7 separate regions of the Mus musculus genome follow, and regions 2, 3, 4, 5, 6 and 7 are each linked to region 1. Evidence: chromatin loops called from intact Hi-C (ENCODE). Cell type or tissue: heart. All regions are shown on one strand.

Region 1 (4,000 bases):
ACCTCTCTGGAATGTCAGGCAAGGAACTAAACAGTGGTTGTCTCTGGAAGACCAGCATGCAGGGCTGAGAGCAGAAACAGGATTTTTGCTGCATACCTTTTGGGCCCTTATTTCAAGCAACCTGCTTTGTGTGGTGCACTGCTGCTGGGGCTGGAATGCAGGGCCTCCCACAGGCAAGGCCAGGGCTGTCCCACTGCGTTCCATCACTGGGCCAGCACTACCTATGTTTAAGAAGCTGTTTGGTAGAAGTCTATTTAATTGTGAGGTTGTGCTCAATTATATTACACAGAAAACAGCAGCACTAGAGGAAGTGGAGTTGGTTTCACTGTGGCACTTCACTGTGAAGCTGGCTCTTCTGCCAGGACAGTGGTGTCCACAGGAAACCTTGCAAATTCACCATCCCAGAAGCCCCTGAGCTTCACTCCCTGAGCATTCAAATGGAAACAAACGCCTGGTACTGTACCAATTAGGAACGAAGAATGGAGATACTTAAGGAGCTGGTAACTATTAGAGAAACAATGATGCAACAGATCAATCACAAATACATGAGAGATATTATTGACATTTCCTTTAAAGTGTAAACTGCCATTCTGTAGACTCGTGAGAAAGATGTCCAAGTTGGTATCATCTGCAACATAGCTTAAGCAGCTTGAGCCAGCAAATGCAATGTGATCTGTTGCTGGACACAATTGCACAATCTCAATTACCCAGAAGATTCTACCAAACAGGAAATTCACGATATGACTTTAAGTAACACAGGACTCATACTTAAAGGTTAGCACATCCAGAAGCCTGGAATTTGTTCCAAAACAAAAACCATTTCCCAGACTCCTTCGGAAACCATGAATGCATGTAAGTCACTAAAACACAGGAAGGGCTCATCTACTGAATCTATCAGATTACTATCAGATAGGGAGCTCTAAAAGATATAGTAAAAGATACTGCGTGAATCCTTCAAAGTTCCTTAGAACATTTCTGGAGTGGAAGTTTTATGGTAGAAATTTAATCTGAAACCTGCTCCCAGGGCCATGCATGGTAGCAAAAGCCTTTATTCTCAGAGCTGGCAGACAAAATTTGTTGAGTTCCAGGCAAGACAGGGAGAGCCATAGTGGAACTAAAATAGGCCCCCCCCCACTCCTACCCCCCTCCCCCACCCGGTGTTAAGGAAAGCTAAAAAGCATCGTTTCCTATGTTCCAGGATCTCCCGAAAACCACCACGTACCTCGGTACTTACAAGCTGATAAAACTCCGCAAATCTTCTAAGGGACTTAAAAAAAAGAAAAGCACCCCCATGAATTACTTCAATTAAAAGCTATCTACACCTCCAGCTCTAGTCCTACCTTCTTGATCTTGAGGGGCGCCCCTCTGCTCGGTATGGAAAACTGTTTTGTCAAACAATACTGAAATGAGCAGTGGTATGTGACTAAGCGGCGAGCTGGAGCGTCCTTGCAAGGCGCTGCCACCCTCCCTCCCCGAAAAGGAAATACGCTTTCAACCGAATCGGAAACACACCACGCAAGCTGGCACCGTGGTCCCCGAGATAAAGTCGGTATTTTAAGCTCTTCGGGGTGCTGCTAATTCAAGTGCGAATCCCAAAGGAACGTTTCCTGAGACAGGATTTTTCGATGGAGGCTTGCAAAAATGGGAAAAGGGGGAGAAAAAAGGAAAAAAAAAAAAATTCCGGGAAAGGAGCGCTTTCTCTTGCAAGTTTCGTTCAGGTGACCGCAGTCCCCGGGTCAGGCTTTGCCCTACAGCTCCTCGCTGGAGCTCCGCCCAGCTCGTCTGCTCCCCGGGGCAGGGCTCCCGCGTCCCGAGTGGCGGTACCCGGAGGCAGGGTCCTGAGGCCGCGCTGCAGCAGAGGACCCCCGGGAGGGCCAGTCTTGGGAGCAGGGAGAGCGCAGGGTAGAGAAGCATCCCACCGCGTCCGCAGCTGACCCGCTCCCGCACACGGCTCGCCCCCGACCTGCGTATGCAGGGCGAGGGGTGCAGGACACGTCCCGCTCCAGCTGCCCCCTGCACCCCCAGACACGCCCGGAGGAGAATTCCTGCCGCTGGGCGCATCGCTGAGCTGTGGGGACAGGCCTGGCCCTCAGGCATGCAGGGCCACCCTGCTTGCTCCACCGCGTCCCCCCACCCCACCCCTAACCCGAGGCCCGGCGACACTCACCACACCGAGCCATAGGCGCCCGAGCCCACCGGGGACAGGTTCTGGTATCGTTCGGGCACCTCCCAGATGGTCTTGTTCAGCTCCTGCCGGTAGAACGTGGGCCTCTCCTGCGACATCTTCCAGCGGCAGCAGCGGGGCGAGGAGGTGGCCGAGCGGGGGCTCCTGCCTGCAGCCGCACGCTCTCCTCTGCGCCCGCCCGCGGCAGACCGGACCCCGCGCCCGCCACCCGCGCAGGTGTGGAGGCTGCGACCCGCCGCCCCTGTCAGCCGCGGCGGCTCCTACGAGCGTCGGCAAGGTGCCGGAGCCGGCTGCACGGCTCGAGGCTGCTCCCGCCGCGGTCCTCCTGCAGCCGCTCCCCGGGGAGGGAGCGCACGCCGACGCCGCAAGACACCCGCTCGCGCTTCAGCGCCCCGCTTGGGCTCCAGTGGCGGCGATCCCACAGGCAGCGGCCGGGAGCCTCTCGCGGAACTCTCGCGAGAACAGCTCCAAGGAGGCCCCGCTCTGAATCCAGATCTTACCCAATATGGAACCTGCCCACGGGGCGGGGGGTCGCGAGAAGAGCGCGCAGGGCCGGCAGATCTCGCGAGAAGAGGGACGCGGCTTGGGGAGCCGAGGCAGGAACTCTCGGGGACTGGGCTCCCCGGGGCGCCAAGGGTGGAGGCCGCAGCGCGGGGCGCGCGCGCCTCTCTGTGGTCGCACGGGCGAATGCCTGGCGCCATGGCGGAAAGCCGCTGTGACAGCGTCGGGGAAGAGAGCCAAATGATCTTTGAACTCCGAGCAACCTGCTCACTAGAGTCGTCAATTTCCAAGAACAACTTGAAAGAACAGACAGGCCCTGTCCAGAAAGCTGTCGCATTCCGGTCTGCTCAAGGACAAGTGGCTCACCTCGGGATGCTGGTGAAACCTGCCCCCTAGGCAAATATTAGTCTTGCCTCAAAGCCCAGGCTCTCCCTCCAGGCGCTCCTACATGTTTTCAGGCAGAAGTGGCAGAAGGAGGTTCCAGGGACCCACAGGGAGTTCCAATGCACGAGGTCAGAGGTAGACATCATGAATGGCCACTTCCAGGCTGGGGACCAGCATTTGCAAGGCCCTGGGTTCAATACCCACTACTGGAAGGGGAAGGTACACACACACACTGCAAGTAGGTCATTCCATTTCAGGAAGGTCTTCTCATTTATTTATTTATATTTACACCACCTGCAATTCCGGCATTTGGAAAGACCAGAAAACCCTTCATATACATGCATACATATATATCTATTTACACAGCCTGTAATTCCAGCATTTAGAAAGACCAGGAGACCCTTTCATACTATTTATTTATATGTACAGAACCTGTAATTCCAGCATTTGAAAAGACCAAGAGACCTTTCTCTTATTTATTTATTTATACACAACCTGTAATTCCAGCATTTGGAAAGACCAGGGGACCCTTCTTATTTATTTATTTGTTTATTTATTTATTTGTTTATTTGTATTTACAAATCCTGTAATTCTAGCATTTGGAAAAACCAGGAGACCAAGCCTCTGCTGTGTAGTGATGAGACCGTATGTGCAACACCCCAAAAACCATCACTCGGGTTTGAGACCGACTCTTGCCCTTTAGAGCCATCCAAAGTTTAGAAATTTAAAAGAAAATTGGGGGGTGGGTATTAAAGACTTAATTCATGCCTCTGAGAGTATGGAGAACTACTAGGGCGAGCATTCTGACCGCATCTCATTTAGGTAAGTCTGTTGAGCTTTCTTAGGCCCTGGTTCTAGTCTCTACAAGATCAATGCGACCCTGCATTCCCACCTAGTGGAATCTTCCGTAGAAGCCGAGAAAGCTAATAA
Region 2 (4,000 bases), 70 kb before region 1:
TCAATTCCCAGCAACCATATGGTGGCTCACAACCATCTGTAATGGGATCTGATGCCCTCTTCTGGTGTGTCTGAAGATAGCTACAGTGTACTCACATAAATAAAATAAACTTAAAAAATGTAAGCCAGGCAGTGGTGGCACATGCCTTTAATCCCAGCACTTGGGAGGCAGAGGCAGGTGGATTTCTGAGTTCGAGGCCAGCCTGGTCTACAGAGTGAGTTCCAGGACAGCCAGGGCTACACAGAGAAACCCTGTCTCGAAAAAGAAAGAAAAGAAAAGAAAAGAAAGAAAGAAAGAAAGAAAAAAAAAAAGAAAGAAAGAAAGAATATGTCATTCCAAGTATAGGCACACTAGGTTATCACACGAAGCCAATCGAGGGGGACTTTCAATACTGCTGTCAACAGGTGAGCTTACTGCTCACTGGGGGGGAGAGGGCATACACCAGTGGGCTCTGGAATAGGAGGTTACGGGGGAGGTATGGGCTGGGTTAGGTCATTTGAGGGTGGGTTTACAGAAGCCAGTTCTCTTCCCAGAGAATAACAGTGAATGAGACAATGTGAGAAGTGCTGAACTTGGTACACGTGCACAGTAAGTACCCATCAGATGCTCCCTCCGGGGGACAGGCGGCAGCTGCAGTTTGGTCCAGCCCTTTGGGCTCTTCTAATTCACAATGAGTTAAACGCAAGAACCAAACCCCATGGGAGGACCTGCTCACACACTCATTCAACACCTGTTTTCTGAGTTGCTGTGGAGGTGGCTCTGTGGGTAATGTGCCTGCCACTCAAGCATGGGGACCTGGCACCCACATAGGAAAGCCAACTATGAAGGCACACCCCTGGAATCCCAGCCCTGAGGAGGTTCTCTGGGGCTTGGCCAGCCAGTCTGACCCAACTCTGGAGTACCAGGTTCAGTGAGAGACCTTGTATAAATAACGATATCTCAGCAATAAAGGCTCCGATAGGAGCTGGGTCTCGAGAACCACACAGGGAGAGAAGAGAACCAACTCTCAAAGAATGTCCTCTGGCTTCTACACGGTGTCACAAGCATCTCTGCCACAGACAGACACAGAGACAGACCCACAAATGAATGTAACTCTTTTTAAATTACAAAAAGGCGCTGGAGAGATGGCTCAGTGATCAGCTAAGAGCATTTTTTTCTTGCAGGGGACCTAGGTTCAGTCCTTAGCTTCCGTATCAAACATACTTCAGCTCTAATGCATCTCACCCCTCATGCAGCCTTCATGGGCACATGCACGTGTGTGGTACACATACAGCCAAGAGGAACATGTGCACACACACACATATAAAAGAAATGCTATTACAAAATAAATAAATAAATAAATAAATAAGGTGAAGCCAGCTGTGGTGGCGCATGCCTTTGATCCCAGCACTTGGGAGTCAGAGGCAGGCAGATTTCTGAGTTCGAGGCTAGCCTGGTTCAGGGTGAGTTCTAGGACAGCCAGGGCTACACAGAGAAACCCTGTCCCAAAAAAACAAAACCAGGGAGCTGGAGAGATGGCTCAGCGGTTAAGAGCACCAACTGCTCTTCCAGAGGTCCTGAGTTCAATTCCAAGCAACTGCATGGTGGCTCACAACCATCTGTAATGGGATTTGATGCCCTCTTCTGCTGTGTCTGAAGACAATGACAGTGTGCCCACATATATGAAATAAATATGACCAGAGCAAGTGGGGCCAGCGCCAGTGGGGCCAGAAAAAAACAAAACAAAGCAAAAAAGTGGAGATGAGTTGAAGAAGGCATTGACTTCTGGTCTAAACACAGGTATACACATACACATGCACACACAAGCACTTAAAAAAAAATCCCAGCCGGGCGGTGGTGGCGCACGCCTTTAATCCCAGCACTTGGGAGGCAGAGGCAGGTGGATTTCTGAGTTCTAGGCCAGCCTGGTCTACAGTGTGAGTTCCAGGACAGCCAGGGCTATACAGAGAAACCCTTTCTCGAAAACAACAACAACAACAAAAATCCCACTAGTTTTCTGAGGGTCTGTTTTGTAGTGGATCCGATCTGAGTGCAGGGATAAAACATTTTAGTGGGGGAACAGATGGGAACCAGGCACACAGCTACAGCAATGGAAATCGCTGATGTTGAACAACTGGGCTATTGAGTCAGATGTAAAGTCACAGGGAGTGGAGGGTAAAGAAAAAAAGGAAGCCCTGCCCAGCCTGCTTGGCTGTGTCGCCCCCTGGTGGCAAAAAGCAGTAAGGACCATGTAGTCTGTGAGGTTCATCTCAACAGTCTCCCCTCAGGACTCCTCCTTGGTCAACTTTCCAGTCCTGGGAAGGAAGAGGTGGTCTCAAACAGGTCTAACCTTGCCTTTTTTACCAGCTTTGTCCCCTGTGAAAATCACTGTGTCCCCTGTCCTCAATGACTTTGAGTGTCTGGGCACTGTCTTTGTCACTGTTGTTTCCAGGGACCATGCTTGTTCCCCATGGCTGCTCAATATATAATTTTTTAAAAAGAATTATTTATTTATTTTATGTATATAAGTATACTGTAGCTGTCTTCAGACACACCAGAAGAGGGCATCAGGTCCCATTACAGATGGTTGTGAGCCACCATGTGGTTGCTGGGACTTGAACTCAGGACCTCTGGAAGAGCAACCGGTGCTCTTAACCACTGAGCCATTTCTCCAGACTTAGGAATCTTTCAAAGGCAATCTTACAGCAGAATTCTTCCTGCTGACCACCCTGCCTGCTCCACATGCCCCACTGAATCCCCGGGCCTCATGGCACCCACTTTGCCCTGAAAAGAAGTCCTTTGCACTTCTGTAAGCCAGTGTCAAGGTAGCCAAGGACCAGGGCACAGCTGAATTTCAATCTTACCATTTATGGCTGTGTGATCTTGAGAAGATAGGAGAACATCTCTGAGCTTTGTCAGCTGTTCATGAGGACAGCACCACCCACGTGGCCAGGGTCAGAGGAGGTTGTGATGGTTGACCCTGGCCCTTGGAGTTTCCAGCCTTGCTTGCAGTAATCTCTCCCTTCCCTGCAGAACTGGACAGAGCTGCGTTCCACCAGCCTCGCCCATCCTCTCTGTCCTCAAACCCGTCTGTCTCTTGCTAACGTGTTGACTGTTCCTCTAGACTAGAACATTTTGTTCTAGGGTCAGGTCTTTGATGCCAATACCCAGAACCCAGCAGCACCTGTTGGTGGTGGAAAGACTGCAGGTGTGGGTGGGGCTGCCTCTCAGGAGCTCTTGGTACCACCGAGTGGCTGTCATTTTGTACCTGATGTGCAGGCCAGCTTACCTTCCTGTCTGGGGCTGTGCCAGCTCAAATGACCTGCTAGCTATGTAGATGGGGTCATGACCCTGCCCACACTCCCGAGTGCCCTGCCAGTCACCTCAGAGACAACATGCATTTCCAGGACAGAGGTTACTAAGTCTGGCTGTTCTGCTCCTTCTGTGTAAATATCTGTCACCTGTCGGGGTCACAGAGGCCTAGTGGGCCCTGTCTAGCAGCTGTGAACCCGATTAAAGCTCTGAATTCAAGTCAGTAGTTCAGACAGCCTCTCTGTCCACATCGGCTTTTTAATATATACATATACACATATTTATATATACACATATACATGTATACATATACACATACATATATGTATATACACATACATATATGTATATACATCTGTATATAATATTACATAAAATATATTGTAATGTAATATGGTTTTATATAATATATATTTATAAGAAAATATATTAATTATATGATAATATAATATACAATATTATATTAAAATATTATATATGCTAGGTGACAATATATATTATATGTACACACATATATTAATACACACATATGCATACATATATATGAAATTGTCAATGAGTAAAGGAAAAAGGTATTCTAGTTTTAAGATGTTGTAGAGGCTGCAGAGATGACTTATCAGTTAAGGGCACGTGTTGCTCATCCAGAGGACCCAAGGTTGGTTCCAAGCACCTAGGGGAGGTGGCTCACAGTCACCTGTAACTCCAGCTC
Region 3 (4,000 bases), 190 kb before region 1:
CATGGGATCCAGAAGAGGGGACAGACATGCTTTTGAGCCACCCAGTGTCCTGTCCTGGCCACCAAACTGAACTCTGGTCCTCTAAGAGAACAGCAATAGCTCTTAACCACTGCACCATCTCACCAGCCTCTTGGTGGTGGTTTTTGCTGCCAGGGGGAGGGGCTGAGCTTCAAGGTGCAAGGTGTGGAGGCTGCTCAGGTAGATGGCTAATGTCACCCTCAGAACTGGTGTTTCTCGGTTCCGCCAGAGCAGGGAGGGTCATACCTGTGGGTCGTTCTGGGCCTAGATCCTCCACAGGTGGCCCAGCAGGTGGTGTTGAAGGACTTAGGGGCGGAAGTCCAAGTGTTGCCCTGGATGCTGTGGCTCCCTGGGAAGATCTGAGCAGCAGTCTAGGGGACTCGGGTGACCCAATAGGCACAGAGGATCCAGTCTTTGAGCCTCGTGAGTCTGCAGCTGGGAGCAACACAGGTGGCAAGGTAGTTGTGCTCTGCTCGTCAGTGGCAGAGGCCAGAGCATCCTTCATTCCTCGTTCTGTGGCAGAGTCCAGGGCACCCTTCACTCCTCGCTCCGGGTTTGGAGTTTGAACATTTATTGGGCAACTGTCCCTGGGGCCAGTGGGCCTCATTACTGGGACCGGCTGGGCTGGGGATAATGGCGATACAGATGGTTGCTTGGATATAGAGACCCGTAGTGACACGGGTGATTCCACAGACTCCTTGCACCCAGATTCAGGTGTCTGCACTGAGGGGGCGGCTGAGGAATGGCTGTCCTTTCTGTCCTTTTTGGGAGACCCCTGTGCATGGGTTTGTGAGGAGTCTGCTGGGCTTCTCCTCAGGGCTGGCAGGTTCTGCAGACTCGGAGGTGGGGGCTCATGGCCAAGGGCGACCTCTATCTGGCAGTATACTTCAACCCTCGGGAAAATCACTCTCTTGCTGGGAGAGTCAAGGTACGCTGCATCTAAGAGAAACAAGCCACACACAGCAGCGCATCAGATCTGATGTGCACATAGTGTAGTATGGGTGTGTCTGCAAAATCTACATAAATATGATACATGATGGGCACAGCGTGGCCCCAGAACTTGGGAGCTAGGCAAGAAGATTGTAAGGACAGAGATCAGATCGTAGGGGTGAGGGGTGTTGGCGAAGGTTGGGGGGGACCATAAAGGAGCTCCAGGAGCTCCGTTTTTTTGTTTGTTTGTTTGTTTTTCAGACAAGATCTTATGTAGCCCAGGCTAGCCTGGCCTTAAATTTACTACATAGCCAAGGATGACCTTGAACTTCTATTCCTCCTGATCCCACCCCTCCCCCACATTCCCAGTGCTGGGATTACCTCATGCACTACCCTGCTAGGTTTATGAAGTGCTGGAAATTAAACACAGGTCTTCATGCATGCTAGGTAAGTACTCTAATCGAGTCCCGGTCCCAGCCTCTGAAGAAAGACCCAGATGATAGATTATGCATGTATGGGAGGACCTTGTCGGAAAGAGTGCGGGCGAGGCCTGCTGGGCACAGCTGGGAGCAGACTGGCATCGGTCAGCCTCCCCTTTCCCACGCCAGGGAGGCAGGTGGGGCTAACGGCTTCCTAGCTGTAGGAGTAGCTGGGTGTATGAGAGCTTTTGCAAGAGAGGGAGGAGAGACGGGATGAGGATGAGATTGAGGGGTCCAGGGCGGCTTCATCCTGTGTGTGATGAGTGCCTCCCCTCCCCCCTCAACCAAGCAGAGAGCATTCTGACTGCTTTCAAGTGGCAGGTGGGACCGATAGTATGGCTTTGGGTACCAGTAGCTCCTGAACCTGTGCCAGTAGAAAAATCCAAGAAGCCTGGCGGGAGGGAGGGACTCCTGCACGTGAGCTGGCGCCAACGAGCTGGCGCCACCTGGCGGACGACGCGAGCATCACAAGGAGCCCGGGAAGAACCTGGGCTTCCTTTGCATTGAGACAGGAACCCGAGGGTGTAGTTAAGCGGTGTCCCAGATGCAGAGGGTGTGTGTGTATGTGCCTGTCTGGGGAAACAGAGTCGCCTCCAAAATTTACGTATCAAATTATAACATCTTCCCAACCTCAAGTTCCTCACCTTGTCTCGAAAAACAAAAACAAGCCAGGAGGTGGTGGCACACGCCTTTAATCCCAGCACTTGGGAGGCAGAGGCAGGTGGATTTCTGAGTTCAAGGCCAGCCTGGTCTACAAAGTGAGTTCTAGGACAGCCAGGGCTACACAGAGAAACCCTGTCTCAAAAGACTAAAACATATTTTATATATACTTTTTTTCACGGTCTTGGGCAGTGTGGGCTGCTAGGTCTCTGTCCTTCTGTCCAGCTTTCTTGGCTACAGCTTTGGGACACTGTCCTCTACCCACCCCTGCCACACTCCTTGCCCCGCCCCTAGGCTCCAGGTACTCACTCAGTCTCCGCAGGTATGAGACAGCATCATTGTATCCCCGATAGTAATATTCCTGCAGAATCTAAATGGTAACAGAGGAATATAAATGGATGCTGTAGCCACCAAGAGAGCCAGCGTCCCACCATAGACACTATAAATAGACACTCCCCATATCCTCTCTTCCCAGAACCATATCAGCAAGCCCTGGGCTATACCTCCTATCCCCCACAATCTGCCCAGGAGAGCTGGGAAGCAATTGCTAACACAGTACGGGTGGGCGTGTCAGCGTGCCAGTCACCTGTTCCCAGAGTATCACCAGCCTCCACTGTGGGAGTTGGTGGGAGTTTCTGGGGAATCAGAGACCACACATCTGGGTCCTAAGTACAGAGCTTGGTGTTTCAGTTCAAACCCCAGCACTACTCTTCATTGGCTGTGTAGCTGTAACTACCCACAGCCTCACTTTCTTCATCTGTCAAATGGGGACAGTGACAGTGTCTTTGCAGATGTCATGGGGATGGGTGTGTGAGAGCTATGTCCACAGAGCTTTTTTTGAGGGGGGGGCAAACTGGAAACATTTAAGTCTTTGCTGACCACTTATTCTGCTGTGTGATTTTGTTTGGACATAGGATGGCATGTAGCCCAGGCTAACCTCAAACTCCCTGTGGAGCTAAGGATGACCTTGAACTCCTGAACCTCCTGCCTCTACCTCCCCAGTACTGGGATTACAGTACTCGACTGTCTTCAGTTTGTGTGGTGCTGGGGAATCGAACCCAGGGCTTCATGTGTGCTAGGCAAGCATTCTACCAACTGAGCAACATTTTTAGCCCTGATTGTTTTTAGCAATCCTTTAAACATGGCAAAACCATGGGCCCTCTGAGGGGAGAGGCACAAGAGGAGGGGTCCATCTGTTCTGGATCCCACCCCATCGGCCCTGTCTCTCACCACCAGGTCCGGGGGAAACAGCGCATGTGTCATGCGGGTGATATTCTCCAGGGAGAACTGGAAGGAGAAGTTGAACATTCGGAAGTCATGGAAGATGGTGGGGCAGTCTCTCGGACAGATGTCCTGCTGGCTGCTGAAGGTGGAGATGGTGATGGAGTCTGTCCAGAAGGAACAGGGCTGCATGCTTGTGAAGCCACCGTCGATGTATCTCTGCAGGGAAGAGAAGAGAGACGCTCAGCCAGAGAAGACACAGGGGAGCTGGGGCCATGGAAGAGACACCTTTTGCAACCAGCCTTGAGGCTGAGGTCCCCAAGATAAATGGTGGTTGGTGTGGGCATGGCCACTTGCTGCATCTCTAAGGGCCTGGGGACTCCCAAGTCTAATGCTCTGGGCCCTGGACTCTTCTCCCTTAGAGAATCTTGCTGATAATGGTCTCTGTATGGGGTCCCTCCTTTGAATGACTCAAGAGACCAAGGTCCCTTCTACAACCTCACAGTACAGCCATCTCCAACCCCTTTCATTTGGAGTTGGGGGTGGGGTGGGGCTTCTATTGGGTTCCTTACTTATGAACAGAACAAGAGATGACCAGTACTCTTATCCCAGGAGTCCCATAAAATGTTACCTCCCCACTATTCAGACTGCAGCCAGGAGACCAGTCACAGGGTACCCTAAAGCCAGTCCGA
Region 4 (4,000 bases), 330 kb before region 1:
GGCCACAATGCAACCCCTAGAGATGGCTCAGCCAATAGAGGCACTGGGGCCAAACCTAGCAACCGGAATTCAACCCCATGCCCCATATGGTTGAAGGAGAAAACCAGCCAAATCCCACAATGGGTCCTGGGACACACGCACCCACACACAAACACATGCCGTAAATGTAATTTTCTTTTTTTTTTTTTTATTTTTATTTATTTTTTATTTTTTTATTTTTTATTTTTTTTAAATGACTTTTTTTTTTTTTTTTATTCATTTATTATATGTAAGTACACTATAGCTGTCCTCAGACACTCCAGAAGAGGGCGTCAGATCTCGTTACGGATGGTTGTGAGCCACCATGTGGTTGCTGGGATTTGAACTCCTGACCTTCGGAAGAGCAGTCGGGTGCTCTTACCCACTGAGCCATCTCACCAGCCCAAATGTAATTTTCTTAATCGAGAGAGAAAGAATGAAGGGCCCAGAGGGATGGCTCAGCTGTTAAGAGCGCTTGCTGCTTTTGCAGAGGACCCGAGTTTTGTTCCCAGCACCCACATCTGGCTGCTCACAGCCACCAGCTCCAGTGGTGGTGGGTTGTTTAATCTCTTTAATTAGGGGTGGGTAACAGGGCGGGGAAGATGGTGCAGTGGGTAAGGACACCTGCTTCCAAAGCACGGAGACTTGAGGTCATTTCCCTACCTCTCATGTAAAAGCCTAGTGTGACCTCCGACTAGGGGCACACATCAGGAGCCTCCTGGTTTGCAAGCCTGGCAGCTCTGGGTTCGGTGAGAGGCCTTGACTCAAGAGAATAAGGTAGAGAACTATAGGACAGGGCACCCAGTGTTCTCTGGCCTCCTGTGTACATATGGCCACACACTCAAGCACCCACCTACACATAAATGTTACCAACTCACAATTCCTGTCTTTTTACGGTGTGTAGAAGACTAAAGCTGACTGAAGTGGCACACACCAGTAATCCCAGCACAGCAAGGGTGAAGCCGGTGGATCTCTGGTTTACATAAAGAATTCCAGGGCAACCAGAGCTATATAGTGAGACCTGAATTTAAAATGATAGGAAGCGACCGGGAGGTGGTGGCATGCCTTTAATCCTAGCACTTGGGAGGCAGAGGCAGGCGGATTTCTGAGTTCGAGGCCAGCCTGGTCTACAGAGTGAGTTCCAGGACAGCCAGAGCTATACAGAGAAACACTGTCTCGAAAAAACAAAGCAAAGCAAAACAAAACGGAAGAGACTTAAAAACATGAGGGATAGAGGGGTGCAGGGGACTCCTTTAATCCCAGCACTCAGAGGCAGAAGAGGCAGAGGCAGGTGTGTATCTCTGAGTTCAAGGCCAGCCTGGTCTACATAGTGAGTTCCAGGACAGTCAGAGCTATATAGAGGGATCCTGTCTCAAAAACAAAAACAAAACAAAACAAAAACAACAACAACAAAAAACAAGCAGCAGCAGAAGAAACAGGTACATAGAAAAAGGATTTTGTTCTCAGGTTGTTTATGAGTTTACCCCGAAACTCGGCTCTCCCTAGAGTCTCATTATTTTGGTTTCCCTGAACCTCTTTCTCCGGAGAGCGGACCGCCAAGAATAAAGGGGAAGCACTCAGAGAGCTGTCCACAGGGACCACCCGCCCCGCGCCAGATGTGCTCTGTGGACCCAATGGGAGAGAAGGCGGTTAACCTTTTTTCTCAAGCGGCCAAAGATGGGCAGATTACCAGGGCGCTCTCCTCAGGTAAATACTCCCCACCCTGGCAGGGTAACTCTTCCTCCCTCTTTGCTCCTGTGGTCTGTGTAGTCTGGAGGGATGATGTGAGAGCCGCAGGCCACTGGGAGGCAGCAGCAGCTGCGGACCCGGAGGTACAGTTGGCCTCCTTCCTCTTCCACACCCTCCCCGCAGTCTTCCCAGGCACTGAGATGATGAAAAGTGAGGTAGCATTTTAAACAAAAAAAGAAAAAGGAAAACAAAACAACAAAACAGCAGCAGCAGCAACAACAACAACAAAAGCAACAAAGAAAAAACAGAGTCCTAAGAATTCTGGGACAGCCTCAAACTTACTAGGTAGCTGACAACAACCTTGAACTTCTGATCCTCCTGCCTCTACCTCCTGAGTGCTGGGCTTCAGGCCTGGATCGTCACATCCACCCCAGCAAGGAGGTTGGTTTATTTATTTATTTATTTATTTATTTATTTATTTATTTAGAGAAGGTGTCCCACTGCTTATCTCTGGCTGGCCTGGAACTCACAGTGAGCCACCTGCCTCTGCTCCCCTGTTTCTGATTTAAAGGGAGGCAGGAAGCAACTAAATTCACAAGCAAGCATGATAATCGTTCTCAAACCTGTGGCTTCTCCCCTCCCAGTTATCTGTGGGCTTTTGTTTGGGAACACTGTACTGTATTATTTACAGAAGAAATAATAAATGAGAATCCGAGAGGGCAAGGAAGGTCAAAAGATGCTAGATGGTAATTAGGCTAATTAGATAGTTGAAGGGGCCCCTGTGGGTGGTTATCCGCTGGGTTGCTAGCCGCATCCAGGCAGTAGGGTGCATCTTATTTTTGTTAATATTACACATGACTCACATGCTTCTGTCTCCCACGGCTCCCGAGTTTCCTTGTTTCACTCAGAAATTCCTCCTCCTCGTGAGGCTCAAAAGGACATAGGCCCTCTTCTGACTTTTTCCTGTGACAACTAGTTGCCTCCTATGGGTGACAGATAGTTTGGGGTTTTCCTGTGGTCTTCAAACCCACATTTCCCTAGCTTCTCAGTGTCCCTGGGGCTGTGTCAGGACGATCTGCTATTCTGGAACTTTTGTTTGTTTGAGACAGGATTTCTCTGTGTAGCCCTGGCTGTCCTGGAACTCACTTTGTAGACCAGGCTAGCCTCGAACTCAGAAATCCACCTGCCTCTGCCTCCCAAATGCTGGGATTAATGGCGTGCGCCACCACGCCCGGCTATAAGTTCCTTTTTAAGGTTTAATTTTATTATTTTAATTTATGTGTGCATCTGAGCATAAGTGTGTGCATGTGAGTACGGGGACCCAGGAGCTGGAGTTTCTGGCGGTTGGGAGCCACCTGCCATGGGTGCTTGGAATTGAACTTGGGTTCTGTCTTAGTTAGGGTTTTACTGCTGTGAACAGGCACCACGACCAATGCAAGTCTTATAAAAGACATTTAATTGGGGCTGGCTTACAGGTTTGGAGGTTCAGTCGATAATCATCAAGGCAGGGACATGGCAGCATCCAGGCAGGCATGGTGCAGGAGGAGCTGAGAGTTCTACATCTTCATCTGAAGGCTGCTAGTGGAAGACTGGCTTCCAGGCATCTAGGGTGAGGGTCTTAAGCCCACACCTACAATGACACACCTACTCCAACAAGGCTACACCTCTTAATAGGGCCACTCCCTGGGCCAAGCATAGACAAACCATCACAGGTCCTCTGAAAGAGTAGCAGTGTATACTCTTAACTGCTGGGCCATCTCCCCTGCCCTGTAAATAAATATATTAAAAACAAGCTCAGGGAAACAGCAGAGTGTTTGCCTGTCATGTACAAGTCCCTAGGTTCAATCTCCAGTAGAGGGTGCTGGACACTCAGAAACTGCTGCCTATTTTTGGTGGCCCTAGTGTATGTGGTCAGCCCCAGGACCTCAGCCATCTACAGCCACAGCATTGCTGCTCTCTCAGCATTTCTGAAGATCAAATTTGGCAATGTCTGGAAAGACAACTAGAAAAAAAAGATAAGAAGGGGGACATTCTGGGTCCCTCTAACACACACACACACACACACACACACACACACACACACACAATCTTGGGAGCTCTCAGTACACTGTAAACAAACCTGCAGAGCAGAGGAGCAGAAAGTCACCACAGAAGCCCCAAGGCATTCAGAACAACCCAAGGAGTAGCCTGGGAGTGTAGATTGACCCCAGCGGGTCTAATTGCAATCTGTGATCATTGCTAAGGCACCAGAGGCCTGTGTAGACTGATCTGCTGGGTGGAGAAGGGTAAATTA
Region 5 (4,000 bases), 52 kb before region 1:
AGTGAGCTCAGAAAGCTGCTGGCAACCATCCACGAGGGTTTTATTCAGACAGGTTCTCATGTAGCCCAGGATAGCCTCAAACTACCTACACAGCTGTGAATAACTTTACAGCCTGGTTTTTTTTTGTTTGTTTGTTTGTTTTGAGACAGGGTTTCTCTATGTAGCCCTGGCTATCCTGGAACTCACTCTGTAGACCAGGCTGGTCTCGAACTCATAAATCTACCTGCCTCTGCCTCCCCAGTGCTGGAATTAAAGGCGTGCGTCACCAATGCCCGGCTTCAGTCTGTTTTTTTTTTTAACCTTAAACTTTTAATCTGATTCCCAAGTGCTGGGATCATAGGTATGTTGGAAATATGTGTGAGTCCTAGGTCCAATCTCCAGCACTGTTAAAAAATATTACATAAACGGGACTTGGTAGCACATGCTTTTAATCTCAGCACTCGGAAGGCACAGACAGATGGATCTCTGAGTTTAAGGCTAGCCTGATCTACAAAGTGAGTTCCTCTGAGTGGCTACACAGAGAAAAACCCTGGCTCAGAAAACAAACAAAACATGAATAAAATGAAAGCAAGCTCAAAGCCCACGCTAGCCTGCCCTGGACTCACTCTTCCACTCATCTATGAGAAGGTCCCTGCTTTCAAAGGACTGGTCATAAGGGTCAGCAACAGGCTCATCATCAGGGTCGTGGTACTGAGCAAAGTAGGCATGCGCAAGAGCTTGGGCTGCTGTGATCCTCTTATCTGAGTCCAAAACGAGCATCTTCTCCAGTAGGTCGACAGCTGTCACACCAGAAAAGAGGAAAACACATGACATCAGTGCCACCACTGTGCAAGTTCCAAGCACCTTTCACATCCACACAAAGCATCCTTTAAGGTGTCTGCTTCTGCATGTAACCCCTTCCCTCCATGTACGCATTGAATGCCTATGGCACATTTTAAAAACATTACTGAGGTTCTGGGTTTGAAACCCAGAATAATAAACAAACACCCCCTCCTACCCCCCAGCTCTCCTTCTCCATCCACCTTGGTTTTCATTTGTGGACACTGCAGGTGTGGCACACCACCATGGAGGCTTCCTTCCCCTCTCCTTATGCTGTGTGCACTCTCTCCCATTTCTCTCTAGTCTTTACATTTACCACCTCAATTGTTGGTAAGAGTGAAATTAGGCATACTGGGTGAGACCATGCCACAGGTGATGCTGTGACCTGGGGCACCACAGCCAGGAGCTCCATTTATGCTGAGCTAAGGTGGTTGGCATCTTGAGCTCTTCCCCGTTTCTCCCCAAGTGAATAATATGGGGAGATGGTTTGTCTCCTGGTGATTATCAGTTACTTTCAATAATGGCTTCCAGGTTTTTTCTCTCCCAAAAGTAAAACAGAAATAAACTCCACAAGTTTTTAGATTTAAGGTTTTTTTTTCTGTTTGTTTTTCGAGACAGTGTTTCCCTGTGTAGCCCTGGCTGTCTTGGAACTCACTCTGTAGACCAGGCTGGCCTCGAACTCAGAAATCCGCCTGCCTCTGCCTCCTGAGTGCTGGGACTAAAGGCGTGCGCCACCACGCCCAGCTAGATTTAAGTTTTAAGTATGTCTCCACTACAGTGCATGCCTGCTGGCTGAAAATCTAAAAGCCAGCAGAGGGCGCTGGATCCTCTGTAAGTGTAATTAAAGACAGTTGTGAGGCATCCTGTTGGTGCAGGGACTCAGACCAAGGGCCCCGTTGGCCATCTCTACAGCTCCAGATGATTTCTTCAGCGTGGAAGGCTCCATGGGTGTCGAGGAGAACTTCCTGAAGAGATGCTATACCTCTGCTCCTCTGAGTGATTATGTACCCTGTAGCCTGAACACCAGTTATCCACAGAAACGCAGGCTTTGAGGGTACAGAGGAAACAGCAAACATGCATACGCTGGCTCTCCAGTTTTAGAGTGCTGGAGGAGGGCTGGGATATAGCCAGTAAAGTTTGCAAAGTGTGCATAAGGCCTTGGATCTAAACCTAGCACTGCAGACAGTGAGCATGGTGGCACAACAGGCCACATGACTCTGTCTTCAACACTGAAGCACTGGTGGACTTCCTGGATACAAATCCTCACGTTCTACAAATCCGCTGACTTTATACTGAACATGAATGAGTGGGTGCCTGCTACCCTGGGGTAAAAAGAGGTCCACGTCCTCAGGATCAAAGCACTTAGATGAGGAACAAGGTCAGAAGTAAGAACAAGACTTTTCAAGTATGGAGGCAGACATAAATAGACACTCTAAGATCAAAGGGCAATGTGAAGTTCTCAGCTGTGTCTTGAGGCTAGCAGTGATGCGAAGCCTGTGACCGACAACAGGGCTGTTAATATTTATATCGCTGGTGTGCAGCCTGTTGGGGACGGCTAGGCTAGCAATCGGTAACAGCATGTTCCTTCTGACCAGCACTTGGCAATGGGCTGCCAGGCACGTTTGGATGTGAGCAGGCTGTGAAGAGCACCAGATGGGCCAGAGCCTCCTTTTAGTCTCCAGCAGCCTGGATTCACTCCTGTAAGGCAGCTCTTCTCAGTGTCTAAATGGGGATCTCTACCAGCTCCATCAGAGAAGACTCAGACACTGTGTACCGCACATCTGCTGGTGAGGATTCAGGGGTGGAATCAACATGGAAAGATTAGAGATCACAGAGACCCCAGACCCTTATCTGATGCAATAGCTCAAGGTAAGTTACAGAGAGCCCAGTGAGCCTGACAGGGAAGCCACAAACCTAACCCAACCTGTCAGTACCATGTACACCTCAGGCCTGAATGGTGTAGCATAGGCTGGACCCCCTCCTCCAAGAATGCACACACCTCTCCTGCTACAGGAATCATTGCCACAGCCACAGCCACTCCTCAGTATTGTGGCTATGGACAGAGTTCGTGAAAGCTTCCGCTCCCAGCTTTTGAAATCACTGCCACAGACATCAGCCCTTCAAAGGATAAGTAACTCTGGCACATGGCTTCTAGAACCCTCAGAAAGGGACATGACCCACGAAGACTTAAGTGCAGTGACTTTACAGTAACATCTGCAGGAATGGGAGAGGCAGGGGACAGCAGCCACCACCTGCTTGTTCCCTTCTCATGGCAGGAGACGGTGGTGGTCTGATGGCTCTGTATCTACTACTGCCTACTACACCAGAGAGAGGAATTAGAACCTTAGCACACTGTCCTGTGCTGACACAATCTGAGCTACCACTGTCACTTCCTCTGCCAGGTGATCCTGGAGGTAATGGAGGCAGGAAGGCAAGGAGCCAGCCACCAAATCAATGCTGCAAAGGCAGCTGCTTACACCCTGAAGGGCAGAGAGGGGAGGAAAGGGGGACGAGTCTGTGAGTGTAGAGGACATCAGGACCCACTGCTGGGCATTAACCATGTGTCTGTGCCTGTTTTCTGTCCTCAGCTGGGCTCCACCTACCACTAGCAGCTGTAAGGTTCACACCTCCTTCCTTCTCCCCCAAGTCCCCATAATTCCCTGTTCCCCATTCCTCACTTCCCTTAGCCTCTCCACCATATTCTGCAAGCATATAAGCATACAAGCCTATCACTGTATGATATTTCCTTATGTGACAATACAGACAGACAGTAACAGCTATATTTATTAAGACCCAAAAGTTACTTAAAGATAGTACTCTTTTGGGCTGGTGAGATGGCTCAGCGGGTAAGGGCTGCTCTTCCAAAGGTCCGGAGTTCAAATCCCAGCAACCACATGGTGGCTCACAACCATCTGTAGTGAGATCTGACGCCCTCTTTTGGTGTGTTTGAAGTCAGCTACAGTGAACTTATGTATAATAATAAATAAATCTTAAAAAAAAAAGGTACTCTTTTTAGTCAAAACCAAAACTTCAAATTTCTAATTTATACCACAAAATCAAAGTACGATCAACTCACCCAGGGGATTGGCACCAATAAATACATTTGCGAAGTTCATCTTCGGCATCTGGGCCAGAGACTGAATGTAGTTTCTTGCCTGTAAAAACACAGACTTTCAGAATG
Region 6 (4,000 bases), 340 kb before region 1:
CCGCCATTGCGCCCGGCCCCACCTCGAGTCTGCGGAACTCCACCTCCCTCCCTCCACCTCCCTCCCTCCGTTCGCCGGTCCCTTACCGAGATCCTGGGTTCAAAAGGCCCAAGCTCAAATCCTAACGCTCCGACAGGCCCACCCGCTTCCCTCTGGTTCTGCTCCTACAGATTCTCGGTCTCGCGGCGTCACGAAATGGCGGACCACCACCGTCCCCTCGCCCTATTTATAGCACCCTGCTCTGCCACATGACCTGACCAGATCACCCAATCAGAGGCGGCGCAGGCTGTGACGTAAGCGCTACAAACGCTGCGAGAAACCGCGGTTACTGGGAGCGCGCGCCGGCCGTTCCGTCAGGTGGGTGGGGTACGCGCGGTGGCGCGAGCTCGTCGCCGCGTGCCGGCTTGTCCCGCAGATGCGGCGCTCGGCCCGGCCATCCCCGCGAGCCGCGCAGACGCCCCCTCTCCTCCACTTCCGCCTAGGCTGCAGCCGAATAAAGCTGTCCAGACTCTGCCGCCATTAATCCCGGGCGATGGCGGCTGCAGCCGCGGGCTCGGGTCAGAGTGAAACATGGACGCTTGCTTCCTCGTTGTGGGGCATCCATCGCAGACTAAGGAGCCTTATAGTCGCTCTCAAGGTCACCGAGCTTGGGCGACTTAACTGGTACCCCACGGTGCCCGGTCTGCGCCCCGATGCAGGGTAGAGCCTGCAAAGTTTGCTCAACTTTCGCTTTCCCGCCTCGCCCAAACCGCGCGCGCGGCAAATGCGACTTGATGAGGCTGCATGAAAAAACAAAAAAAAAAACAAGACAAACGGTCACAGGGCTCACTTTCCCAGGAGGAGAGCAAGGTTTTGCATAGGTTGCCTTTACGCTCTGAGCACGCAGCTCCGCCATGCAGATGCTAGGAGGGGCACCTGCGGCCTTTGTAAGGGCTTTGCTCTGGCTGCCAGACCTGTGGGTCTCCCTGGGCCTCTACACACAGACCCCAGGATAGCTGAATACCCTCGTTTGACAAGCCACATCGTTTGCCTCCAGCTCCCAGACGTATCCTCGGCCTGGCCCCCCTCAGGCTACTCTGATTTATTGGGGAGACTTAGTTGTTTCTGCTTCCAAGAAAGGTCAAAATATTAACCAGTTTTTCAGACACAACTCTAATGCTTTTGTTCCCCTAAGGGAGTTGTGGTGCAGGCTACAGTTGTTAAACCTGTTTTTGTTGTGACCTTCAGAAGATTCTAGCAAAACTTCATTTCCTTCTAGATCTTTTTTTTTCTTTCTGGGTTAGACATGCCTAGTATAGTAGTAATGGGGCTCATTTGAACGTCCTTTTGTCTTTTTCCTCTCCTCCCTGCCTCATAATCTCAGCTCTTGGCCCAAGGGAACAGGAGTCGAACTTTATGTTCATACATTTAGTGAGTTCTAGGCCAGAAAGAACTTCTTGAGATACTTTCTGAAAAACAACAAAAAATCTGATGTATCTAAATGACTTGTGATATTCTCTGTTCCAAAATTTTTTGGTTTGTAAAACAAACAAGTAATGACTACCAGGCTGGTGAGATGGCTCAGTGGGTAAGAGCACCCGACTGCTCTTCCGAAGGTCAGGAGTTCAAATCCCAGCAACCACGTGGTGGCTCACAACCATCCGTAACGAGATCAGACTGGAGTGTCTGAGGACAGCTACAGTGTACTTACATATAATAAATAAATAAATAAATCTTTAAAAAAAAAAAAAAAGTAATGACTACCTTTAATCCCAGCACTTGGGAGGCAGAAAGCAGGTGTCTGGTCTACATAGTTCCAGGACAGCCAGAGCTACATAGAGAGACCCTGTCTCAAAAAAAAAAAAAAGTAAATAAAAATTAAAATTTCACCAGGCGTGGTGGTGGCGCACACCTTTAGTCCCAGCACTTGGGAAAGAGACGGGCAGATTTCTGAGTTTGAGGCCAGCCTGGTCTACAAAGTGAGTTCCAGGACAGCTGGGACTATACAGAGAAGCCCTGTCTCGAAAAAAAACAAAAGAAAAAAGAAAAAAAATAGATTTATTTATTTTATATATGTGAGTACACTGTAGCTGTCTTCAGCAACACCAGAAGAGGGCATCAGATCCCATTACAGATGGTTGTGAGCCACCATGTGGTTGCTTGGAATTGAACTCAGGACTACTTGAAGAGCACTGAGTGCTCTTAACTAGCTGAGCCATCTCTCCAGCCCTTGGTCTCGGTTCTTGAGGAGCAGAGGAACTGAGTCACACTCTAGCACACAAGGAAGGCCCCACCCCCATCGCCACTACAACCCCATCCCTCACCACTCCATACCCAGCCCTTCCTGTCCCATCTCCTCATGGTGACTTCTTTCCCACTACACCAGAGAAGTGTGAGGGCCTGAGAGCCCTCAGGTGGTACAGTTAGGCCTCAAGCTGTCCACCCAGGACACAGGTAGAGTAGGCTAAGGAATTGATCTAGGCTGCACTGTCTTAGTCAATAACCAGTAAGTACCTGTAGCTGTTTGGTCTCAGTAAGTTGTTCTGTAAATGTAAAGTAAACAAACAAACAAACAAAAGAGAAAATACTGGATTTTTGAAGGCACCCCCCAAAAAAAAAAAAAAAAAAAAGATGTCTTAAATCATTTTCCCATTGACTTCTTTTTGGACCTTTGGGAGATGTTTTGTTGTTGTTATTGTTGGGGTTTTCAACTTTTTTTTTTTTCCGAAACAGGGTTTCTCCGCATAGCCCTGGTTGTCCTGGAACTCACTTTGTAGACCAGGCTGGCCTCGAACTCAGAAATCCGCCTGCCTCTGCCTCCCGAGTGCTGGGATTAAAGGCGTGCACCACCACGCTTGGCTCAACTTAATTTTATTTGAGACAAAATAAATTTATTTTGAGTGGTACATGCCTTTGATTCCAGCACTTAGAAGGCAATTTAACTTAATTTAATTTTGAGGCAGAATCTCACTACCCTGACTGTCCTGGAACTCACTCTGTAGACCAGGCTAGCCTCACTCAGAGATCCACCTGCCTTTGCCTCTCTGCCTCTCTCTGCCTCTCTCTCTCTGCCTCTCTCTCTGCCTCTCTCTGCCTCTCTCTCTCTGCCTCTCTCTCTGCCTCTCTCTCTCTCTGCCTCTCTCTCTGCCTCTCTCTTTCTGCCTCTCTGCCTCTCTGCCTCTGCCTCTGCAGTGCTGGGATTAAGGACTTTTACCACGATGCCTAGCTTTGGTTTGGTTTGGTTTGGTTTGGTTTCTTGTTTTGGGAAATATGCTCTCACAATATAGTCAGTCTGGGTTAAATGAGACCTTGTCTCAAAATGTACAAAAACAAAAAAAACAAAAAACAAAAAACTGGAAATGGATAGACTATTTCAATGTTAGGCCTGTGGGTTCAAAAAGCAGGAGAACCTGGGCCAAGGGCTTCACCCTTTCCCTAGCTCCCAAGATGTGCTGACACCCTCTGAAGAATCTTCCTACCCTAGCAGGTAGCAAGGTTAACAGAGGATTCCACAGAACCGTTTGAGAATCCTGCATGCCTGGAGGACAGGAAGCTGGACCGTAGCTCCCAGCTAGCCAGCCACCAGGGTGCAATTTCCCAGGTTTGCTGGGCTTATTTGTCTGTGCAACATGTGTGCTTGGTGCATGTTGAAGCCAGAGGAGGGTATTGGAGCTCCTGGAGGTTACAGACAGTTGTGAGCTACCATGTTGGTGATGGGAATTGAACTTGGGTCCTCTGGAAGAGCAGCCAGTACTCTTAACTACAAAGCCAGCTCTCCAGCACCTGACTTTTTTTTTTTTTTTTTTTTTTTAATTTGGGGTTGGGGGTGGTATGCGGTTGAGGCAGGCACCTACTGCACAGCCCAAGCTAGTTAGAACTTGAAACACCTCTTGCCTCAGCTCTGAAGGGCCAAGGTGAACAGTCACCTGCTTTTTTTTTTTTTTGAATTTCCATTTTTTATTTTATGTGCGTAGGTGTTTTGCCTGCCTGTATACTTATGTACTATGTGGTGTCTAGTGCC
Region 7 (4,000 bases), 240 kb before region 1:
CTTGGCACCTCCAGGGGAGCACTTCAGTATCTCCAGGGGAGCACTTTTCTCATCCTCTCCTGACACTCTTTTATTGTGGGGAGTGGACAGAACTATCTTGGTTTTCTTTTCTTTCTTTCTTTCTTTTTTTTTTTTCCAGACAGGGTTTCTCTGTGTAGCCCTGGCTGTCCTGGAACTCACTCTGTAGACCAGGCTGGCCTCAGAAATCCACCTTGCCTCTGCCTCCCAACTGCTGGGATTAAAGGTGTGTGCCACCACCACCTGGCTTAGTTTTTCTTAAGATGTACTTACTTCCGTGTTTGTGTCTGTGTGAGTGCTTGCCTTGCGTGTGCCGGTGTCAGTAGGGGTTAGAGGAAAGCCTTGCACCCCCTGGAACTGGAGTGAAAGCAAACTATGGGCTAGCAACAGAAGTCAGGTCCTCTGCAAGAGCAGCCATTGCCCTCATTTCTCCACAGCCCCCCCAAACCCCTGTCTGTCAGCTTCTCAGGGATGGCTTTGCTGTAGCCTTTCTGTAACCCACATATACACTCAGATCGCTGCTGTAGGATATGGAATGGGGGGGGGTCTGAGGATTAATATTAGTTGTTAAGATTGAAGTAAGGGGCCGGACGTGGTGGCACATGCCTTTAATCCCAGCACTCAGGAGGCAGAGGCAGAGGCAGGCAGATTTCTGAGTTCGAGGCCAGCCTGGTCTACAAAGTGAGTTCCAGGACAGCCAGAGCTACACAGAGAAACACTGTTTCGAAAAAACAAACAAACAAAAAAAAAAGATTGAAGTAAGGGTTGGACATGGTGACTCATGCAGTGAATTCTAGAACTTGGGAGGCAGAGGCAGGTGAAATTTTGTGAGCTCAAGGCCAGCCTGGGCTACATAGTGAGTTCCAGGCCAGCCAGGAATACATGGTGAATTCTAGGCCCTATCTTAAAAAAAGAAAAAAAATGTAATAGGGGTGAAGATGTCTCTAGGGTGAAAGGTGCTTGCCACCAAGCCTGAAGCCGCGGGTTCAATCCCAGGAGGGGTGAGAGAGGACTCACAAAAATCTTCTTCTGCCCTCTAGACACTGTGGCACGAGCCATCAAGGGAAACAGGATTACCTGGCAAATGGATGCTGACAAACTGCTAAGCTTGTAGATTCAGTGTTACCCAACAGATCCTGACATGGGAGAGACACAAAGGTGTTTGTTCATCTGTTTCAGACATATGCCCTTGGCAGGCAGCAGGTTCAAGGCTAACCTGGGCTACGTGAGATTCCATCTCAAAAAAGAGAAAGGGGGCAGGGGAGCTGGCTCCGTGGTGAAAGTGTGAGCTGCTCTAGAGGACCAGAGCCCACACTGGGCGGCTCGCGAGGGCCCTGTGATTCTAGCTGCAGGGTATGCACCATCTCAGCCTCCAAAGACGCCTGCAAGAACACACATGTGCTTACACACACAGAAAATTATAATGGTTTAAAAAAAAATCAGTCTTTAACAACAGAAAGGACAATAGGAAAGTATATTCCAGGGATGGAAGGTAGAATGCAGAAGAATTTTTCAGAGAGAGAGAGAAAAAAAAAAAACTGTCACTGTCACAGGGCTGGTGTGGGGTGAACCCCGGCGGGTAGTGGTGGAGTTTAACTCTGGGGAACCCATGTTTCCTGCTGTAACAAGTTAGGGGAGCAGACACCTGCCACACCGCCATTGGCTGTGTCCTCTGTGCGCTGGGCTCCTGCCAGGCATTTACAAGCATTGGCTAGACTGTTTATCTTGGAAAGCATCTTGATGCCGGACAATGCTCTTTAAATGAACGGTGTCACAGCAGCTCGTGACAACCCCATGTGACCTCGATAGGTGATTGTTGTCATTGTCCTCATGGGTGACCAAGACATGGGTAATAATTCATATCCCTGACAGCTGAGCAGGCAGGCACGTTCCTTATTTATTTATGTGTGTGTGTGTGTGTGTGTGTGTGTGTGTGTGTGTGTATGCGTGTATGTCAGACACAAAAATTTTCTGGGTTCTGGAAATTTCTAGAGTCTGGTCCCTGGGGCGGCTCCACGGGTATACACACAGAGATGTGCATGGAAGAGCTTCGAACTGGCCAATGCTCAAATTATGCTGTAAAACCCACTAAAGGTCGAGCTGGGTATGGTTTCTCGGGCTATTATTCCAGCATCTGGGAGACTGAGGCAGGAGAGTTGCAGTCCAAGGCTAGTCTAGTTTCTTATTTCAAAAATAGGTGGTGGCATGGGGGCCAACAAGATGGCTCAGAGAGCAGAGGAAACCAACTTCAGTCCCTAGGACCCACAAGACGGGAAAGAACCAACTCCTGCAAGTTGTCAGCAGTTTCCATCAGGGAGGAGGGACAAACGTTCTCGGTGGCCCTCTCCTTCCAAACACAAGAGACCTATCATCAACCTTATTGATTTTAGAAGATCTCATTTTGTTTGAAAATACTTGTGTGCACACGGGTGCAGTGACTGCAGGAGCCAGTAGAGGGCGCATTGGAATCTGAAGGCAGCGTTACAGGCTGTTGTGGGTGGGAACAATGGGTGCTGGGATGAAAGAGCAGGAAACGCTCAGTTGAGGAGCCGCCTCTCCCACCCTTTATCTACTTATTTATAGACAGCAACTCCATATGTCGGCTTGGCTGGCCTAGCACTCACTGTGTAGCCTAGACTGGCCTCAAACTTGCAGCAACCCTGTTTCTGCCTCTCAAGTACTGAGCTTCAAGGCAAGCAAGCACTACCGTAACAGCTTATGTTTCTGAGTGTGCATATGTGCGTACTGTGCATATGTGTGTGTGTGTGCCTGTGTGCGTATGTGCTTGGACACAGTACCCGTGTTTGTATATGTGTGGGTCTCCTACCCATGCAGGTACACATTCATGTGTGTGCCTGTGCATGCATGTGGACGCCTAAGGTGGGGCCTTGGGTGTCACGTTTCACCTTAGACCTTGAGGCTGAGCTCCCACTTAACCTAGACCTTGCTGATCCAACCAGTCTTGCTAGCCAGCTCTGTAGCGAGAATTCTGGATTTTTTTTTTTGGACAGGGTTTCTCTGTGTAGCCCTGGCTGTCCTGGAACTCACTTTGTAGACCAGGCTGACCTCGAACTCAGAGAGCCACCTGCCTCTGCCTCCCGAGTGCTGGGATTAAAGGCGTGCAGCACCACGCCCAGCTTCGGGAATGTTTCTTGATTGATGATTGATGTAGGAGGTGGTCCTGGGTTATATAGAAAAGCCGACTGAGCGAGCCAGTAAGCAACACCCCTCTGAGGCCTCCATAGGATGCCAGGAAATGGGATTGGGGACCGACTCTCAGGTCCCAGGCGACTCTTCAAGGAAAGTCCTGCAGTTTAAAGGTACGTCCACCAGGAGGCGCACAGGTCCTTTGTGTTAGTATGACGGCCTACTTTTGTTCACCAAAGGAGGGCTTCCAGGCCCAGGAGGGTCGGCTCGGTGACCGGAAGCTTAGTGGGTGAGGTGAGAGATAGACGCATGTCGGAAACTTCTGTGCCCCCTCTGTCAGCAACTCTGCTGGTCATATGAGGCAGAAGAGAAACATCCAGAAACGACATGTTCATTTATGTAATGAGTATTTCCCGGGCATCTGTCGTACACTGGGCAATGATCTAGATGGTGAGGACACAGAGGGCATCCGGCACTGGGGAGTCTGAGGCAAGGGGCTCAAAAGTTCCAGGCCAGCTTGTGCTGCATATGGAGTCCCTATTTCAAAAAACGATAACAGCAGAGAGAAATAGAGAAAGTGGGGACTAGAGAGGCCACCAAGAAGGAAGGAAGAATCAAGTTCAGATTGTAACAGGAGCACTAAGAAAGAAACGCCACAGAGCCAAGTGTCAGAGCCAGTCACGTGTGTACCTTGTATCCTAAGAGGCGTGAAGCTCTGTAAAAATGTCACCAGCACCAACTCTTCCTGCAGCCTCTATCCCCTTTCACTTGGTCTGTGGTCCCCACCCCCCCAGTGACAGATGCTATTGTTTGTTTCCATAGCAACCAGTCAAAT

Evidence for each region. Hi-C counts contacts between places; a loop is a spot of excess contacts. Peaks named below come from ENCODE experiments on the same cell type or tissue, not always from the same donor. Only the 100,000 strongest peaks of a DNase experiment are listed, where the experiment ranks them.
Region 2: it touches region 1 in a loop (5-fold over the local background); 8 of 42 quality-filtered maps call a loop at or near these places.
Region 3: it touches region 1 in a loop (2.3-fold over the local background); 7 of 42 quality-filtered maps call a loop at or near these places.
Region 4: it touches region 1 in a loop (4-fold over the local background); 3 of 42 quality-filtered maps call a loop at or near these places.
Region 5: it touches region 1 in a loop (2.6-fold over the local background); 17 of 42 quality-filtered maps call a loop at or near these places.
Region 6: it touches region 1 in a loop (3-fold over the local background); 3 of 42 quality-filtered maps call a loop at or near these places.
Region 7: it touches region 1 in a loop (9-fold over the local background); 14 of 42 quality-filtered maps call a loop at or near these places.

Annotation. Positions count from the first base shown.
Region 1 is chr17:28,690,023-28,694,022 of GRCm38, reverse strand. It overlaps Mapk14 (mitogen-activated protein kinase 14), which reads right to left and starts at 2,681. Exons shown (of 12, transcript NM_011951.3): 1 at 2,168-2,681. The coding sequence starts at 2,283. It also overlaps a transcript of Slc26a8 not described here. In heart, a CTCF peak has its summit at 2,040; DNase peaks (open chromatin) are centred at 1,412, 2,032, 2,072 and 2,712; H3K4me3 peaks cover 3,637 bases; H3K27ac peaks cover 2,785 bases.
Region 2 is chr17:28,760,270-28,764,269 of GRCm38, reverse strand. No RefSeq gene overlaps it. Among named protein-coding and RNA genes, the nearest start is that of Mapk13, 7.0 kb to the left of the region's middle. In heart, no CTCF peak of the experiment used is centred here; a DNase peak (open chromatin) is centred at 2,199.
Region 3 is chr17:28,877,893-28,881,892 of GRCm38, reverse strand. It overlaps Pnpla1 (patatin-like phospholipase domain containing 1), which reads right to left. Exons shown (of 10, transcript NM_001034885.3): 4 at 3,318-3,527; 5 at 2,397-2,457; 6 at 265-957. Among named protein-coding and RNA genes, the nearest start is that of Pnpla1, 21 kb to the right of the region's middle. In heart, a CTCF peak has its summit at 1,874 (motif pointing left); DNase peaks (open chromatin) are centred at 214 and 1,844; H3K4me3 peaks cover 463 bases; H3K27me3 peaks cover 2,459 bases.
Region 4 is chr17:29,020,232-29,024,231 of GRCm38, reverse strand. All of the region lies in intron 1 of Gm16196 (a long non-coding RNA gene), which reads left to right. Among named protein-coding and RNA genes, the nearest start is that of Gm16196, 10 kb to the left of the region's middle. In heart, CTCF peaks have their summits at 1,825 (motif pointing right) and 3,561 (motif pointing right); a DNase peak (open chromatin) is centred at 1,711; H3K4me3 peaks cover 313 bases.
Region 5 is chr17:28,741,762-28,745,761 of GRCm38, reverse strand. It overlaps Mapk14 (mitogen-activated protein kinase 14), which reads right to left. Exons shown (of 12, transcript NM_011951.3): 10 at 3,896-3,974; 11 at 606-779. Among named protein-coding and RNA genes, the nearest start is that of Mapk13, 26 kb to the left of the region's middle. In heart, a CTCF peak has its summit at 1,635 (motif pointing right); a DNase peak (open chromatin) is centred at 2,421.
Region 6 is chr17:29,028,873-29,032,872 of GRCm38, reverse strand. It overlaps Srsf3 (serine and arginine-rich splicing factor 3), which reads right to left and starts at 213. Exons shown (of 6, transcript NM_013663.5): 1 at 87-213. It overlaps Gm16196 (a long non-coding RNA gene), which reads left to right and starts at 250. Exons shown (of 3, transcript XR_876716.2): 1 at 250-357. In heart, a CTCF peak has its summit at 2,092 (motif pointing right); DNase peaks (open chromatin) are centred at 282 and 2,352; H3K4me3 peaks cover 1,431 bases; H3K27ac peaks cover 1,545 bases.
Region 7 is chr17:28,925,953-28,929,952 of GRCm38, reverse strand. All of the region lies in intron 1 of Gm16191 (a long non-coding RNA gene), which reads right to left. Among named protein-coding and RNA genes, the nearest start is that of Gm16191, 2.7 kb to the right of the region's middle. In heart, a CTCF peak has its summit at 2,460 (motif pointing right); DNase peaks (open chromatin) are centred at 1,762, 2,562 and 3,372; H3K27ac peaks cover 448 bases.